Linked DNA regions of Homo sapiens: region 1 is linked to region 2. Evidence: chromatin loops called from intact Hi-C (ENCODE). Cell type or tissue: PC-9. All regions are shown on one strand. Each heading gives the region's core, and the rest is flanking DNA. Links, peaks and the distances in the headings are about the cores only.

Evidence for each region. Hi-C counts contacts between places; a loop is a spot of excess contacts. Peaks named below come from ENCODE experiments on the same cell type or tissue, not always from the same donor. Only the 100,000 strongest peaks of a DNase experiment are listed, where the experiment ranks them.
Region 1: it touches region 2 in a loop (7-fold over the local background); 4 of 110 quality-filtered maps call a loop at or near these places.

The regions. Positions count from the first base shown.
Region 1 is chr22:21,099,632-21,108,038 of GRCh38, reverse strand. It overlaps the pseudogene BCRP2. Among named protein-coding and RNA genes, the nearest start is that of LRRC74B, 58 kb to the right of the region's middle. RefSeq lists enhancers at 5,158-5,207, 4,656-5,627. In PC-9, for the core only: CTCF peaks have their summits at 4,863 and 5,066 (motif pointing left); a DNase peak (open chromatin) is centred at 6,478; H3K4me3 peaks cover 448 bases; H3K27ac peaks cover 1,093 bases.
Region 2 is chr22:20,881,101-20,889,326 of GRCh38, reverse strand. It overlaps SNAP29 (synaptosome associated protein 29), which reads right to left. Exons shown (of 5, transcript NM_004782.4): 3 at 8,193-8,226; 4 at 5,758-5,856; 5 at 1-1,648. The coding sequence ends at 1,491. Among named protein-coding and RNA genes, the nearest start is that of SNAP29, 26 kb to the right of the region's middle. RefSeq lists an enhancer at 3,056-3,556. In PC-9, for the core only: CTCF peaks have their summits at 3,409 and 3,611 (motif pointing left); DNase peaks (open chromatin) are centred at 3,446, 5,386 and 7,886; H3K27ac peaks cover 1,928 bases.

The DNA.
Region 1 (8,407 bases), core at 195-8,194, 220 kb before region 2:
CTCCCTTCTGCTGCCATGTGATTTGCAATCCTTTTTAATCTTTCCATTTAAGACCTTTCTTACTCCTATATAAAAACTATAATTGTGGCCAGGCATGGTGGCTCACACCTGTAATCCCAGCACTTTGGGAGGCCGAGGTGGGTGGATCATCTGAGGTCAGGAGTTCGAGACCAGCCTGGGCAACATGGTGAAACCCTGTCTCTACTAAAAATACCAAAATAAGCTGGGTGTGGTGTGTGTGCCTGTAGTCCCAGCTACTCGGGAGGCTGAGGCAGGAGAATCGCTTAAAGCCAGGAGGTGGAGGTTGCAGTGAGTCAAGATCGCGCCCCTGCACTCAGGCCTGGGTGACAGAGCAAGATTCTGTCTCAAAAAAAAAAAAAAAAAAAAATCCTATAATTGCTTTAGTCATGCATATATTGAAACACTGTGTACAATAATTAGGCAATTGAATTTTTGTATTTTTCTAAAATTCAAAAGGAGAAAAGCTAATCTAGTTTGTAATGATATAGATTCACTAAGACACTTGTTTCTGTCTTTAGGATAGAGCATTCATACTAACAGTGTGAGTAGTATGGATAAACCAGCATATATATTTTTTATTATGTTGAATTTCAATATCCAGCCGAATTCTGTCTAGTTGCATTACTTACAACATTGTGTTACAGTTTGAAATCAAGAAGAAACTTGTGAATGACTTTTCTACAATTTCTCTGTAAAACATAGATTTGTCAGATAACATAGTACCTTATGTGGTAATTAAAGAAATTGTTACAATGAGAACACATGGACACAGAGAGGGGAACATCACACACCATGGCATGTCAGGGGGTTGGGGGCAAGGGGAGGGAGAGCATTAGGGCACATACCTAATGCATACCAGGCTTGAAACCTAGATGACGGGTTGATAGATGCAGCAAACCACCATGGCACATGTATACCTATGTAACAAACCTGCACATTCTGCACATGTATCCCAGGACTTAAAGTAAAATTTAAAAAGAAATTGTTACATAAATGTTTTAGTGGCTTTAATTTTTAATTAAATTGTGTTAACTTTTTAGGACACGAAAAATTAAAATATGAAAAGTAAAATTTTACTATATGCACAGAAAAATCTCATTTACTTCTGTGAGGCAGGAAGTCTTATACTCTGAGTGGGGAAATATAAATGGCACCTAATTCCTGCATTTGATTATTACCGTTCTTGGCTGTTGCCACAATAGGTTTATCTTTTTACACATCAAAAAAAGGAAATTATGAGGAATCATATATCTGAAAGGGAGTGTTATCTGACAACAGCAGAAACTAACACTACAGAGGGACAAAACATACAAGACCCAATACCCCCAAAAAAACTGGGCAAAAAAACCTGAATAACAGACATTTCTGAAAAGAAGGTATGATATTGATTAAAAGGTAAAAAAGGTGTTTCTCAACATCACTGGTCATCACAAAACTGTAAATAAAGACCACACTCAGATACTATCTAACGCTAAGTAAAATGAATAATACCAAAACAGAAATAATTTAAAAATAAAAGTTCAGGGTGCTGTTAGATATAGAGATCCTCTTATACACTATTGGGAGAAATTTCAATGATGAAACGCACTGAGAAAACCACTTGGAGCACCCTCAGAAATTAAAAATGCAAGAACTGTTTCATCTAGTAATTCTAACCGTGGTTGTGAGCTTAAAGAAAATGAGATCGGTCTGTTGAAGCAACAGCTGCCTTCTGAGGTTTAGTGACCTACTACTCACTAACAATGAGTAACCAAGGTATGAAATCAACCTACCTGTCCACCAACCAATGAAAGGATGAAGGGACTTCAGCATACAGACATGATGAAATATGCCTCATGCATAAAAATTCATGACAACATGTCATTTGCAAAAACACAGACGAACCTGGAAGACATTACATTAAATGAAATCGACTAGGTAGAGAAAGGCAAACACTATGTGATCTCACTTATATGGAATCCAAAAAACTTTACCTTCAAGCAGAAGGTACAGTAGCGGTTTCCTGAGGAGAGGGGAAGGAGGGGGATAGGAGGGGGATGGGAGGGATCGGTTATGGAAACAAAGTTACAGTGAGTTTGGCGAAACACATTTTGGTTTTCTATGCCACAGCTGGGTAACTCTGGTTAACAAAATATTGTATTTTTCAAAAAACTAGAAGGGAGCAATTTGAATGTACTCACAACAAAGAAATAATACCTCAATGAGGGAATAGTTATGATAAGTACCCTGATTTGATCATTACTCAAAGTATACATGTATCAAAATGTCCCCAAAGAAAAAAACATGTCCCAGCATAACTTCTAATTGTGTATGTTATTATACATGGCAAAAATTTAAGAAATATGAATATAAAATGCTAATATTCACATAGAACCACTAATGGCCCTGAACCTCTAAGGAATCCTGAGAAATACAAACTAAGTTGGGAGACTCACAATTCCTGATAGCAAATTACATTGCAAAGCTGTAGGTAGCCAATATATATGGTCATGTGATGTGCTACTGTGCTCTCCAGCCTGGGTGAGAGAATGAGACTCTGTCTCAAAAAAAAAAAAAGAAAGGGAATCATGTAAGCGATAACTCAATCACTGGTTGTTATCAAACATATACACAGAAAAAAAATACAATGTAGCAAAATACATATCCAAACCAATACAAAGAACTTGAGTAGACATCTCTGCAAAGATGACACAAAATTGACCAACATGTAAGAGAAACGGTCCTCAACGTCTCTCATCAGAAAAAAAATGTACCTCAAAACCACATTCAGATGCCGTTTCACTTTTATTGAAATAAATGTTACTAAAAAGTTTTTTTTTAATTTTTTGAGACAGGGACTCAGACTTTGTCACCCAGGCTGAAGTGCAGTGTCGTGATCCCAGCTCACTGCAGCTTTGACCTCCCTAGCTCAGGTGATCATCCCACTTCAGCCTCTCAAGTATCTGGGACTACAGGTGCACACCACCATGCCTCATCCTCCCAAAGTGCTGGGATTACAGGCATGAGCCACTGTTCCTGGCCACAAAATTTTAAAAAGAATGCTGGTATGGATTTGGAGAAAAGGGAACTCTTATACCCTGTTGATGGGAAGATAAATTAGTACATATTCTATGGTAAAAAGTTGGAAGTTGCCATTTTCAAAAAACTGAAAATACAATTACCAGAAGGTCAATGTGGGCAGATTACTTGAGCTCAGGAGTTCGAGACCAGCCTGGGCAACATGGCAAAACCCTGTCTCTACAAAAAATTTAAAAACTTAGCCAGGCATGGTGGTGTGTGCCTGTGGTCTCAGCTACCATAGACTGAGGTGGGAGGGCTGCTTGGGCTGTGGAGGTAGAGGCCACAGTGAGCTGTGATTGCACCACTGCACTCCAGCCTGGGTGACAGAAGAAACCCCGTCTCAAAGAAAATGACAGAAAATGCAAATACTGTAAGATCTAGCAATCCCACTACTGGGTATAACTCCAGAGCAAATGAAATCGGCACCAGAGATCAGAAAGACACAATGGGGACAGGAGAGTTTCTTCATGAAATCATTTTGAGGAAACTGATATCCATATGCAAAAAAGAAAAGAAAAGAAATAGGACCCTTCTGTTACACGATACACAAAAATCAACTCAAAATGGATTAAAGATTTCAACACAAAACCTGAAACCACAAAACATTATTAAATTCCTGTAAGAAAAGATAGGGGGAGCTTACTTTCAGGACAACTTGAATCCATGCTCATCAGTTGGAAAGAGTTTCAAAAAGAAAAAGAGGAATACATAAGGGGTAAAAACCTCATGGAGAATGGAATGGTTTGTGAATGATTTTTTTAAATTGGGGACCAAAATCACAAGCAAGGAAAGCAAGAACAACCATGTGAGGCTACAAGAAACTGAAAAGCTTCTGTGCCACAACGGAAAAAATGAGCCCGAAGTTTGGACGAAAGTTTTGAGGAATCATATAACTGCTAAGGGGTTCTTACCGAAAATATACAACACATTAACAGTACTAAATAGCAATTTAAAACAACAACAAAAAATAATCCACCCCAAACTGGGCAGAGGCCCAGAACAGACATTTCTGCAAAGAGGACAAAAAACCCACACCGAGGAGTCCCTCGCCCCTGGTCAGGCGGCCACGGTGGGAGGGACACGAGAGGACACGCGCTGCCCAAAAGTGAAGAAGAGTGACCCCTGGGTCCTGATGGCAGGAACGAAGATTTAAAAATGCAGCAAGGCCCAATGCAAATCCTCCCTCTGAGGCTTGGACACGAGGCAGCCAGCCAGAACTGGGCCTGGCCCTGACTCCAACCTGAGCGGGGCTTCCCTCTCTCTCCCTCTACACAGGGGAGGTTCCCTCAGAAAAAGTCTTTTTCTGTTGTTGGTTTGGTTTTTTTTTTTTTTTTCAGAACTAGAAATGTATTTATTTATTTATTTATTTTTAATAAAAACCAAGATTTTTTTATTATTATTATACTTTAAAGTTTTAGGGTACATGTGCACAACATGCAGGTTTGTTACATATGTATACATGTGCCATGTTGGTGTGCTGCACCCATCAACTCGTCATTTAGCATCAGGTATATCTCCTAATGCTATCCCTCCCCCCTCCCCCCCACCCAGAAAAAGTCTTAAACCCCTAAAAATACCACAGTCTGCTACACTTGACACCCTCAAAAGCCTTCAGAGAATGAATACCACTGTAAAATAAATACTAAAACACTACAAGAGAAAGAGGAAAACCAGGGAGAACAGGAGAGGAATGAACAGAACATACCAGAAAACTAAAGCTTCTGTACTCACCATGCAGGAAAAATGCCAGGGAAAAGTGCATGGCAGCTTCCTCCTCAGCACTCAGGGCCCAGACAGGAGCGGTTTTCTCCCCAGGACACAGCTCCAAGTCGTCCAGAAGCCTCCGTGATGCCCCTCCTGGCGGGTCCTGAGGGTATCAGAGCTCCTCTCCTCCTCACGGTGGATGCCGCCACTCACTCCATGCAGCACCTGCGGGGAGAACACTGCAAGAGCACGATGTGGGGCAGAAAAGGTGGTTGGGGCGCCCCCTGATGGTCACGGTGCAGAGTGAAGAATGATCTCATCCCATGGTCAGCATCGGCCCAGGCTGCGGCCCCATCGCCCAGGAACTCCTCCCGCTCCTGCTCGGCGTGGGGTGCCACAGCCACCTCCTACTCTTCTGCTACTGTCAGTGCTGCCTGTCTTCTTGGTGCTCCAACGCTGACAATTTGGGGAGACATAAACACTTAGGCTATAGCAAGGAAAATCCAGAATGGTGGTGGAAGAGAAGGACTTAGCATCAGTCACAGTGTGAGACCAGCAGCAGCAACAGGACCTAGGATTCATTCCAATGAGAATCACCTGGAAATCTCCCCCAGGAAAAGAGATCAAACAGATTCCTGGAGGAAATGCTCTTGGGGTTTCTTTAAAGAAGCTAGTGGGACTAAGTAACACAAGACTGGGGCTTTTGTGGAAAGAGTGATGTCCACTAATAATGTCCTCTTAAGGACTGAACATCTCTTCCCAAATAGCTGAATGTGATCGGCAGTAGGCATCAGCTGAGACCTTTTATGACGGCCCTTGGGTAAGGAATCACTCAAGCTCCCTCACTCTTCCAGGGACACAGTTAGCACGGTGATGAAGCTCCAGCGCTCTCACCACCTCTAGACTCTGAGGGGCCATCCCAGCTCCAGAGCTCCCCACAGAAGTGGCTCTGTTTGTTGTAGGTGCATCACACCGAGGCTGGTTCTTTAAATTAACCCTGGGAGTGTGATGAAACCAGCAGTAAGTAGAAAGGACAGAAACAGGGAGTTGCTGCTACAAGACCCGAAAGTGCAGGAGGATGAGGGTGCACTCCTTCACCCCCACAGACACACACTAGAGGACCTCAGTCCCCAGCTTCAAGTGTCTGTGAGTGCCTAGGAGAGAGTCATGCCCACAGACATCCTGCATTGTAGGTCAACATCAAGCCCACCCAATAGCTCTGGTGCTCAATTCTCAAGAGATAACAAACAGCCAAACAAAACTTAAGGCTTTGATGTTTGGTGGTGACAGAGGCAGGAAAGAGCAGGTCACATGGAAAAGATAATCTTTGAGTAGTAAAGCAAGGAAAGATGAGCACACACATGACACTTAAAGGCCATAGATGATGGCTCTTTTAATTATGTCACTTTTTTTTTTTTTTTTTTGAGACAGAGTCTCACTCTGTCGCCCAGTCTGGAGTGTAGTGGCATGATCTCAGCACCGCAACCTCCGCCCTCCCAGGTTCAAGTGATTCTGGTGCCTCAGCCTCCCAAGTAGCTGGGATTACAGGCGCCCACCACTACGCCTGGCTAAGTTTTGTATTTTTAGTAGAGATGGGGTTTCACCATGTTGGCCAGGCTGAGCTCAAATTCTTGACCTCAAGTGATTCACCTGCCTTGGCCTCCCAAAGTGCTGGGATTACAGGCATGAGTCACCACGCCCAGCCAAGATACCCGATGTAAATCAAAATTAAAAGAATGCAAAACCATAAAGCACAAAATATATGCACATGTTGAGGTTAAAGGAACTCTCTTCTAGATTTCCTGATTCTGGTTGCTGAAGTGCAACCTTTCTCATCCCTTTCCTGTCCTGACTTTTCTGGGGCTCTAAGCCCATCCTTATCTGGCCCCCTGGGGGAGCTAGGTCTGCATATGGGATCTTGAGTAAAGAAGGAAATGAGAAAAAGCCTCAGGCAAAGGAAGAGCATGGACATGCAAAGGCCCTGGGGAGAAATAAGTATGACAGAGAAAGGGACTGGAAGAAGAGTCTTGAACATCTGCAAAGTGCAGACACACATTGGGCTAGAAACTGTGCTTTTACTGAGCAATTTCACCTAATTTTCACAAAACCCAATAACATGACTACAGATATGTTTTTTTCTTGAAACAGGATCTCACTCTGTCACCCAGGCTGGAGTACAGTGGTGTGATCACAGCTCACTGCAGCCTCAACTTCCCTAGGCCCAGATGATCCTCCCGCCTCAGCCCCCTGAGTAGCTGGAACTACAGTCGTGCACCACCATGCCTGGCTAATTTTTTTTTTTTTTTGTAGGGATGGGTTTTTGCCATGCGACTACAACTATTAATCCACTTCTATGGATGAGCAAACTAACATGTCGAAAGGTGAGATGCCTTGCTGTGGTCAGCTTAGGCTACACTATGCTATGATAACAGATGACCTCAAAAGTCCATGTCTTAGAGTAACAACCATTCCTTCCTCTGGAATGTGACACACACTTGCAGCTCAGCTCTGGCTCTGACCCTCATCACTTCATTCCAGGATTAAGGCTAAAGAAGCAACCCCCTTGTGGAAACCTGATGGTCTTGGGGCAGCAGTAAAAAGGGAAGGTGAGGCACAACCCTTGGAGAATAATAAATAAAGACTATCCATAGTATCACAAAAAGGGAGACCAAAGGGTGACCACAGAAGGGCCCTTAATGGGTCTGCCCAGAATTAGCACATACCACCTCCACTCATATCCCATTGGCTGAAAGTCACCCAGCCAACCTGACACCAGTGGGTAAAGATACGAAATCTCTTATAGACATGACCACATAGGGAAGGGCCCTCATAAGGTCATATATAACATCTCAAAAATAGCCAGACAGGAATTCAAATCAAAGTAGTTTTTCTCCCCCACACATACATCGTGAGCTCCATTCCAGCCCCTGGGCTATGCACTTTAGAGGACTCTGTTTGCTCAATAACAGCAAAACTCAGTCCTTCCAAATTAACCCCTGAAGGAAGGAAGGAAGCTCGAGCAAAGGAGAGGCAGCTGGACTACAAAGATATGATGCCCTTCCAAGATGCACTGTCCCCTTAAAATCTTATGCATCCTTCAAAACCCACCTCAAAAGGATGCTGTCTTTCCCCAGCTGAGCAGACCTCTCACTCCTATATGCCCACAAGTGGGCACCATACGTTCCTCTCTCAAAGTTCCTGTCCCCGACCACTGCACAATAACCTGTATACAGGTCTGTTTCTCCTACCAGACTGTGAATATCATGGAGACATAAGAATGGTGTCTCATTCAGCTCTAAACACAGTGCATAGCTTACTTGAGACATGCAGTAAAAGTCTGATGAATGAATAGGTTGGTCAGTGGATATATATGGGTGGTTGGTGGTGGAGAGGGTAGAAATCAAGTTTGGAATTAAATAAGAATTCTAGCTTTGCCACTCCCTGGCTGTGTGACTCTGGATTATTTACTTAACCTCTCTGGGCCTTTATAAAATAGGAATATAAGTATGTCTCTCACTGGGTTGTTAGGTTAGCAGAATGCCTGCCACACAGTAGGCACTCAGGAAATGGAAGAATGGATGGATGGATAGATGGATGGATGCATGGATGGATGCATGGAAGG
Region 2 (8,226 bases), core at 227-8,226:
ATGGGAATTTTTATAAACAAATTGCTACATAAAAACTAATGCACTGTTGCAGCACTTGTGGAGGTTTCCTTTGCTTTGAGACACCACTGTTTATAGGCTGCAGACTGTAAAGGGAAGTACTGGGAAATGGCAAAGGTCACATGGGCCAGTGCCATGTTTTAAGGTCAAAGGCACTGTTATTTTAAGTGACCTATCTCATTATTAAAATCAGTCACTTTCACCATCTTCAAAATATTTTGTTTTTTTAAAAAGACAAGGGCCTTGTGGCTCCAACTATTTTGTTGGATGTACCAACATAAATAAATCAGTTTTAATTGATGCTTCTGCATGATTTCTTTTGTAAAATGAAAGGAGAAAATGAACTGGGCCAGTTAAAATGGTATCTGGGCTTTTTGCCCCCTTAGCAAAATCCTTCTATACAAAGTCAGCGTCATTTATAGAGTGCCAGTCCTAAAACCAGGTGGCAGAGAAATAAGTGATGATTCAAGTTACCTTGCAAGAAGTGCAGAAGAGTGGGTGGGAATGCTAGACAGGTCAGGAGACCCCCGGTACCAAATAAACATTTTGCCCTACTGAGGCCTGCCTAATGGTGATTCCCAGAGGGGTGGAGGAAGACCATTGTGCAGCTGCATCTGTGCAATACTCCATTCCCACAAACTCTATTGGGCGCCCCTGTCGGTCAGCCTCGCAGCCTCGAGCCAGTGGAAGACCTGTTGCAAATCACAGATGGAGAGTTACAGATGGGAGCACGTGGGGAAGAGGGGCTCACCCAATTCCCCACACATTTCCAGGAGTCGCAGTGAGCAGTGCTGGTGTGAAGCCCTCCTACTAATATACATGCCAAGGATGGGGGGCTGGAGGGAAGCGGGGACATCTGCCAACAAAAGAGCAAGATGGCACACTCTATTTCCCATTCTAACACTGATCCTTTCTGGGAGGATGAAAGAATCACAGATAATGTGCTCAGAGAGTGTGTGTGTGTGTGTGTGTGTGTGTGTGTGTGTGTGTGTGTGTGAATGATGACTCCTAAACAAAGGTGTGGGAAGGACCCTCCTCCACCAAACGACTGGTTCACAGGCCCCCTTAACACTCTGACTCATGGTAAGGCTTAGGAATGAGAAATAGAGGCTCATGGCTGCAAGACTGAAATTCTGTTCCCATCTTTCCATATGCTCATTAAAATGAGAAATGCAACTCTTCTTATTCCAGCATGGTAATCAAACGCCCAAGATATGCAGGGCCAGGCTACTGTGCTCAGACAAAAACTCTAATAAGCATTTTGCTGGAAGAACTTGGTGAGGTGTTAACCCTAGGAAAATGTGGGACAAACACTTCCTTATAACAGCAAAAATGTCTTAAGACCTACTCTATTATAACATTTGCAAACACACATTAATTTACATACTAAAATAGTAAATGAAATTTCTTGGAAGTTCAAAAAAAGATCTTTCAAATCTTTTCATCACAATAGAGTGGAAATCCGTCTGTCTTCAGAGTTGTCGAACTTTTCTTTCTGTGCTTTTTATGTTGACATCTAACTTGTCCACTTTGGTTGTCAGCCGGTCAAGAATGTCATCTTGCTCCTCAATTTCTGTCTGCATCCCCAGGGCTATGTCCTTCAGACGACCCAGTCCCATGGACAGCTCATCTGCAGGAGGAGGAAATGACACGCAGGCATGAGCAAACAGTCACGGCACCTGCAAATGCTTCTTGATGGTGTGGGTAAGTGGGAGAGACAGGGATCTGTGTTGCCTGGGGGGACTGCACCCACTGCAGAGATGAGTCTTGACTTAATTGATTCTGTCAGGGTGAAGAGTAAAGCCTTTTCCCAGGTTTGTGACTGTGTGTGTGTGTGTGTATGTGTGTGTGTGTTTGTGCACGCTGGGGGTAGGGAGATATGCCCAGGGCTGCTTTCTGCCTTTTTACTAGGAACAGCAGCCAGGAAAGAGCCAGAGAGGAGAGAGAAGAGGTGGTGCTTTGTAAGCCTTCTTACTTGCAAGATTAAATATAAAACACTAAGAGAAAAAGGATCAGGATACACAAAGGCTTAGCACTGGTACCACAAATCTAAGCAAAATCAGTTTTTTGTTTTTTTTTTTTTTGAGACAGCATTTTGCTCTTTTGTCCAGGCTGGAGTGCAGTGCCATGATCTCGGCTCACTGCAACCTCCGTCTCCTGGGTTCAAGCAATTCTTCTGCCTCAGCCTCCTGAGTAGCTGGGACTACAGGCACACGCCACCACACCCGACTAATTTTTTTTGTATTTTTAGTAGAGATAGGGTTTCACCATATTGGCCAGGCTGGTCTCGAACTCCTTACCTTGTGATCCGCCCGTCTTGGCCTCCCAAAGTGCTAGGATTACAGGCGTGAGCCACCGCGCCCGGCCAAAATCAGTTTTTTTAAAAAGGTAGTTTTGGCCGGGTACAATGGCTCATGCCTGTAATCCCAGCACTTTGAGAGGCTGAGGTGGGTGGATCGTATGAGGTCGGGATTTTGAGGCCAGCTTGGCCAACATGGTGAAACCCCATCTCTACTAAAAAATATAAAAATTAGCCAGATGTGGTGGTGCATGCCTGTATTCCCTGCTACTCGGGAGGCTGAGGCAAGAGAATCACTTGAACCTGAGAGGAGGAGGTTGCAGTAAGCTGAGATCAATGCACTGCACTCCAACCTGGGCGACAGAGCAAGACTCCGTCTCAAAAAATGAAATAAAAAGATAGGCTGAGTGTGGTGGCTCATGCCTGTAATCCCAGCACTTTGGGAGGCCGAGGTGGGTGGATCACTTGAGGTCAGGAGATCGAGACCATCCTGGCTAACATGGTGAAACCCCGTCTCTACTAAAAATACAAAAATTAGCTGGGCATGGTGGTGCACACCTTGTAATCCCAGCTACTCGGGAGGCTGAGGCATGAGAATCACTTGAACCCAGCAGGCAGAGGCTGCAGTGAGCTGAGATTGTGCCACTGCACTCTAGCCTGGGCGACAGAGTAAAACTCTCAGAAAGAAATTAAAAAATATAAAAATAAAAAGATTGTCTTCAAGTCAGGCACAGTGGCTCATGCTTGTAATCCCAGCACTCTGGGAGGCTGAGGTGGGAGGATCACTTGAGCCCAGAAGTTGGAGACTAGCCTGGGCAACAAAGCGAGACTCCATTTCTAAAAAAGAAAAGAAAAGAAAGAGAAAAACAGTATAATTAAAATTAAAAAAAAAAAAAAGATAAGTCTTCAGCTCTTTGCTTCTTAAGCTTACTAAAATTCATGGCCTCGTGCTCCATGGAGAGCAGAGCCTGTGGTTGCCTCAGGCCTCAGGAGGAAGCTCACTGGCAGCCAGGGCAGCAAAGGATAAGCAAACAGAGAGGCTGAGATAAAATGTGTGATAATGTAAAACCACCAGGCCAGGGCGCTGGAGTCCAGAGAGCTTGCCTGAGATCCTGAAATAGCAGGGAGATAGTGTTAAGACGGGAAGAGTGTGAACAAAGGCAACACTCCCTGCCCCACCAGAGTGGACCGGCCTGGCCTGTGTCAGCAGGGCCAGAGGGCTGAGCTCTGAACTAGCCACTCGCCCTTCTGCCCAGGCCCACCTCCTACTCTAGACTGCGTCCTGCCGGTAACTGCCCAGCTGCTCGTCCACAGTGCCAACTGTGCACCCTCAGCACCTCCTAGTGGCGGGCAGTACTCAGCACTTCTTCCTGCCTCTGAATGCAGTATCCTTCCTCAAAGTCCCTTCTCCCACTTCTGCCAGCAGGCACCAACCATACCACTAGCCCTAACCTCTCCCTTTCTCGCAGTGAAGGACAAAGGGCTTTCACGCCTCTCTGGGCTTCTCTGGAGTGGTTAGATCTGGGCAGACACACCTTCTGCCTCAGATAAGTCTTTGGCTCTGGAGGACAGAGTCCAGGGCATAGAAGGAGGTGGCAGCTGTCTGGGGCTTCCCAGACAGCAAGCAGGAGAAAACCCGTGCACAGACACTCCATGTGCATCTTCATGGGTTTCAGTTTTGCCTTCCACTAGATACCTTTACAGCAGGGGAGGATTTTATTATTTGTCCCCTACACTTTGCCAACTCCTAACAGGGGGTGGGAGACTGACAGGGTGACCCAGGTCACCACGGGGGAGATTTCTGCTCAGGGAGTAGCGGTAGGAGGAGGCAGCAAGTCTGAGACACTACTTAGAATAAACTCACAGAACTGCCCACAGGCCAACACCTACTTGAATTTCAAGTAACTGACTTTTCCATTCAAAAAATAATCACTGGCTAGGGCGCAGTGGCTCACACCTATAATCCCAGCACTTTGGGAGGCCGAGACAGGCGGGTCACCTGAGGTCGGGAGTTCGAGACCAGCCTGACCAACAAGGAGAAACCTCATCTCTACTAAAAATACAAAATTAGCTGAGCATGGTGGTGCATGTCTGTAATTCCAGCTACTCGGGAGGCCGAGGCAGGAGAATCGCTTGAACCCAGGAGGCAGCGGTTGCAGTGAGCTGAGATTGCACCATTGCACTGCAGCCTGGGCAACAAAAGCAAAACTCTGTCTCAAAACAAAACAAAACAAAACAAAACATAATCACTAAGTGCTTGCCTGCTGGGCCCCAGATACAAAGTAGTGACAAAATGGAAACACTCCCATGCTGTCCTGGAATCTACAGTCTGATTGGGAAGACAGCAGGCAAACCAGCAGATACACAATCACAAACGGCCAGGGCAGCCCCCTGGAAACACAAGGGTCCTGAGAGACAGGGAGAGGAGGCCATACTAATGCAAGACTGACAGAAAGAGAAGGAGCCAGCCTACAGAGAGTCGGGGGAGCCCATCCAGGCAGATAGGGGCCACGAGGCAGAAAGAACTCACATCAGAAATCCCACACGAGCCTGCAGGTGATGAGGGCAGAAGGGACTAGGGCAGCCAAAGAGAGCCTGGACTGCACTGTGAGTGTGTGGGGTTCCATGAGAGAGTTCTGGAAGAATATACCCTTCACTTCTTCTTTTTTTTTTTTTTTAGGTGGAGTTTCGCTCTTGTTGCCCAGGTTGGAGTGCAATGGTGCGATCTTGGCTCACTGCAACCTCTGCCTCCCGGGTTCAAGTGATTCTCCTGCCTCAGCCACCCGATAGCTGGGATTACAGGCGCCTGCCACCACGCCCGGCTAATTTTTGTATTTTTAGTAGAGACAGGGTTTCACCATGTTGGTCAGGCTGGTCTTGAACTCCTGACCTCGGGTGATCCACCCGCCTTGGCCTCCCAAAGTGCTGGGATTGCAGGCGTGAGCCACTGCGCCCGGCCCCCTGCACACCCTTCCGTTTTGAAACATCATGCTGGAGGCTGTGTGGCCAAAGTGCCAATTGCAACACGAGCACTAACTCTTACCATCCCAGGCACTTTCTGGCTCAGGTAACCTTTCCACTGTTCTCAGAGGTAGCCCATTTCACAAGGAGGAAAACAGGGCTCTGAGTGGCCAGGTGGGAAGGATGAAGTGAGCGGTCACGTCCAGGCTATACTTTATGGCCTCTCAGGGACTCCTGGGTCCCTGGTGCTGTTCATGAAAGTGAGAGGTGGGGAGGGCTCGGCTGGGCTAGAAGTAGGAAATGGTGAGAAGTGGAGAGATTCCAGAGACAGTGAGGTGGCAAGATGGACCCAGCTTGGCGTGGGATGTGATGTGTGGTGAGGGAACTGAAGCTGGAGGATGCTCATGCAGGGGCTATGCTTGGCGTAAGCTGCCTGAAGGACAGTGGCTTACAGAAGCTGGTGTGGTGCTCAGTCTTACCTAGGTTGCTGTCGATCTTCTGGTGATAGGCTCGAAGGTGTGGGTTCTTTGGGTAAGCATCAGTACTCATGGCAGAACCAGCCCCTCTGGGGACAGGGTCTAAGTTTAGAAGGAAACACCAGGAGAGCGGTTAATTGACATTCCTTCAAATGCTGCTTCACACACCCAAAACAATTTCATCTGGAAAATGGGTGGAAGGAACGAAGGGGTTGGTTCTGAGGCTATCCAGAGGGATGAGGGAGGAGCACAGCGCAGGCTCATGGGCCAGAAGAAGAGACGCTTCCACGGGGTAGGAGAGGGTTCTCACTTTCCCTCAGTACTTGGGAGATCAAACACCCTCAAATTAAGGGTCACCTAACTCCTGGTGCACAAGCTCAGGAAAGACAGAGTCACACAAGTGACAATACAGAAGTGGAACTGCAATAATGCAAAACTACACAGTCTGTGGACAAAGTATAAAAATACAAATTGTTACGTTACATAAATGGAATTATGGGTAATTTCGTTTCTTTCTGAAATTTATTTCTACACTATCTTTGCACTTGAAACAAATACGCAAAAAAAAAAAAAAGAAATGTTAAATAATGCACATTTGCCACAAGAAATCTTCCTTGAACTTTTAGTTTCTTCTTTTTTAAAATTATCTTTCTTGGCTTGAATGAACTTCAGTTTCTAAACGCACACGGAAAAGCCCTGTCATCCCGGTTTATCTCTTTCAGGGAAACTTCACTTTCTAGACTTAGCACATTTCCTCCAGCACCAACCAACTGAAACCATTCTGCAAACTGTGTCGATTTTTTCTTCAGTCTTTTAAGTTAATATATACTGCACAAATAAAAACTCTCTTTAATTCCTTAAAATTGTGTCTTGGGTGCAGTGTCCTGTGCCCCTTCTCCAGGGTGTGATGAGGCCGGTTTTCCCAGCCCTTGCCTTTCAATTTACACTCACTTCCTCCACTTGCCTTTCCAGAATGAACTGTGCTGATGATGTTAGTCTCTCCTGCTCCCCGCTCTTCCTCCATCTGGGCTCTCCTCAGCTGCATCAACCACAACCATGGTGGGTTCCAGAGCTTCCATGGTGTATCGTTTTCTTGAAGGCAGCACAGTAAGCCTTTGGTTTCTAGCACCAATTTCAATGTACCTGGCTATTGTGGGGGCCTATGGAGGAGGCCCCAGGAGCCCTAAATTCCTTTCCAGATAAGGGATGTTTCTGGGCCTATCACTTGATAGAAGTGGAATGATTCGATCAACACTGTCTTGCACACCTTGTCCATGTGGCTGCTGCTCCTTCTGCTTGGGCTGGAGGCTGTATTAGTCCCTCACTGATGCTGTGACAAATGACCACAAACTTGTCTTACGGTTCTGGAGGTCAGAAGTCCAACATGGGTCTCACTGGGCTGAGTCGGGGTGTCCTCAGGGTTGCACTCCTTCTGGAGCTCTTGGGAAGAATCTAATTCCTCGCCTTTTGCAGTTTCTACAGTTCACCCGTGTACCTTGGCAGGTGGGCCCCTTTCTCTATCTTCAAGGCCAGCAGCATCTTCAGATCTCTGACTCTGCTGCTCTCTCTCCTGCTTCTCTTTCCACTTAAAAGGGACCTTTGTGATGACACTGGACCCAACTGGACAACCCAGGATAATCTCCCCATCTTGCTGATTAGCAATTGTAACTCCATCTGCAACTGTAATTCCACCTTTGCCATATAACCTAACACACTCACGGGGTCTGGGGATTAGGACGTGGACAGCTTTGAGGGGCCAGTATTCTATTTACCAAGGGGTTTTTCTGCAGTTGGCTTTTTACTGCTGGAACAATTGAGAATGACACAGGCAGGAACCAATGATGGGCACGCTCATTTTCTTTTTTGAGACAGAGTTTCACTCTTGTTGCCCAGGCTATAGTGCAGTGGCGTGATCTCAGCTCACTGCAACCTCCGCCTCCCAGATACAAGTGATTCTCCTGTCCAAGCCTCCCAAGTAGCTTGGATTAGAGGCATGTGCCACCACATTTGGCTAATTTTTTTGTATTTAGTAGAGACAGGGTTTCACCACGTTATTAGTAAGGCTGGTCACAAACTCCTGACCTCAGGTGATTCACCCAGCTTGGCCTCCCAAAGTGCTGGGATTACAGGCGTGTGTTACTGCACCAGGCTGGCCGGGCAGGCTCATTTTCAATGGAATGCAGGCCCTCACTTCCTTGTTCTCCTCTCCATGGAGGGAGGGAGGGAGAGAAGGAGGAGCCCCACCATAATGCACACCCCCAGCTCCGCAAGAGCATGCGGGGTCCCTAAGGCCCTTTGGCTAGCATGGGTGATGCCAGCAGCTGGGGCCCCTGCCCACCTCCCCAGAGAGGTTGCCACTGCCCCCCAAGGACCAACGCCAAACCTAGAGGTCTCCCCCCAGAATTCAAATGTGGCTGTGCACACAGGTATCCACTTACCTGTATCATCCAGCTTTCTAAGGTTTGGGTGGCT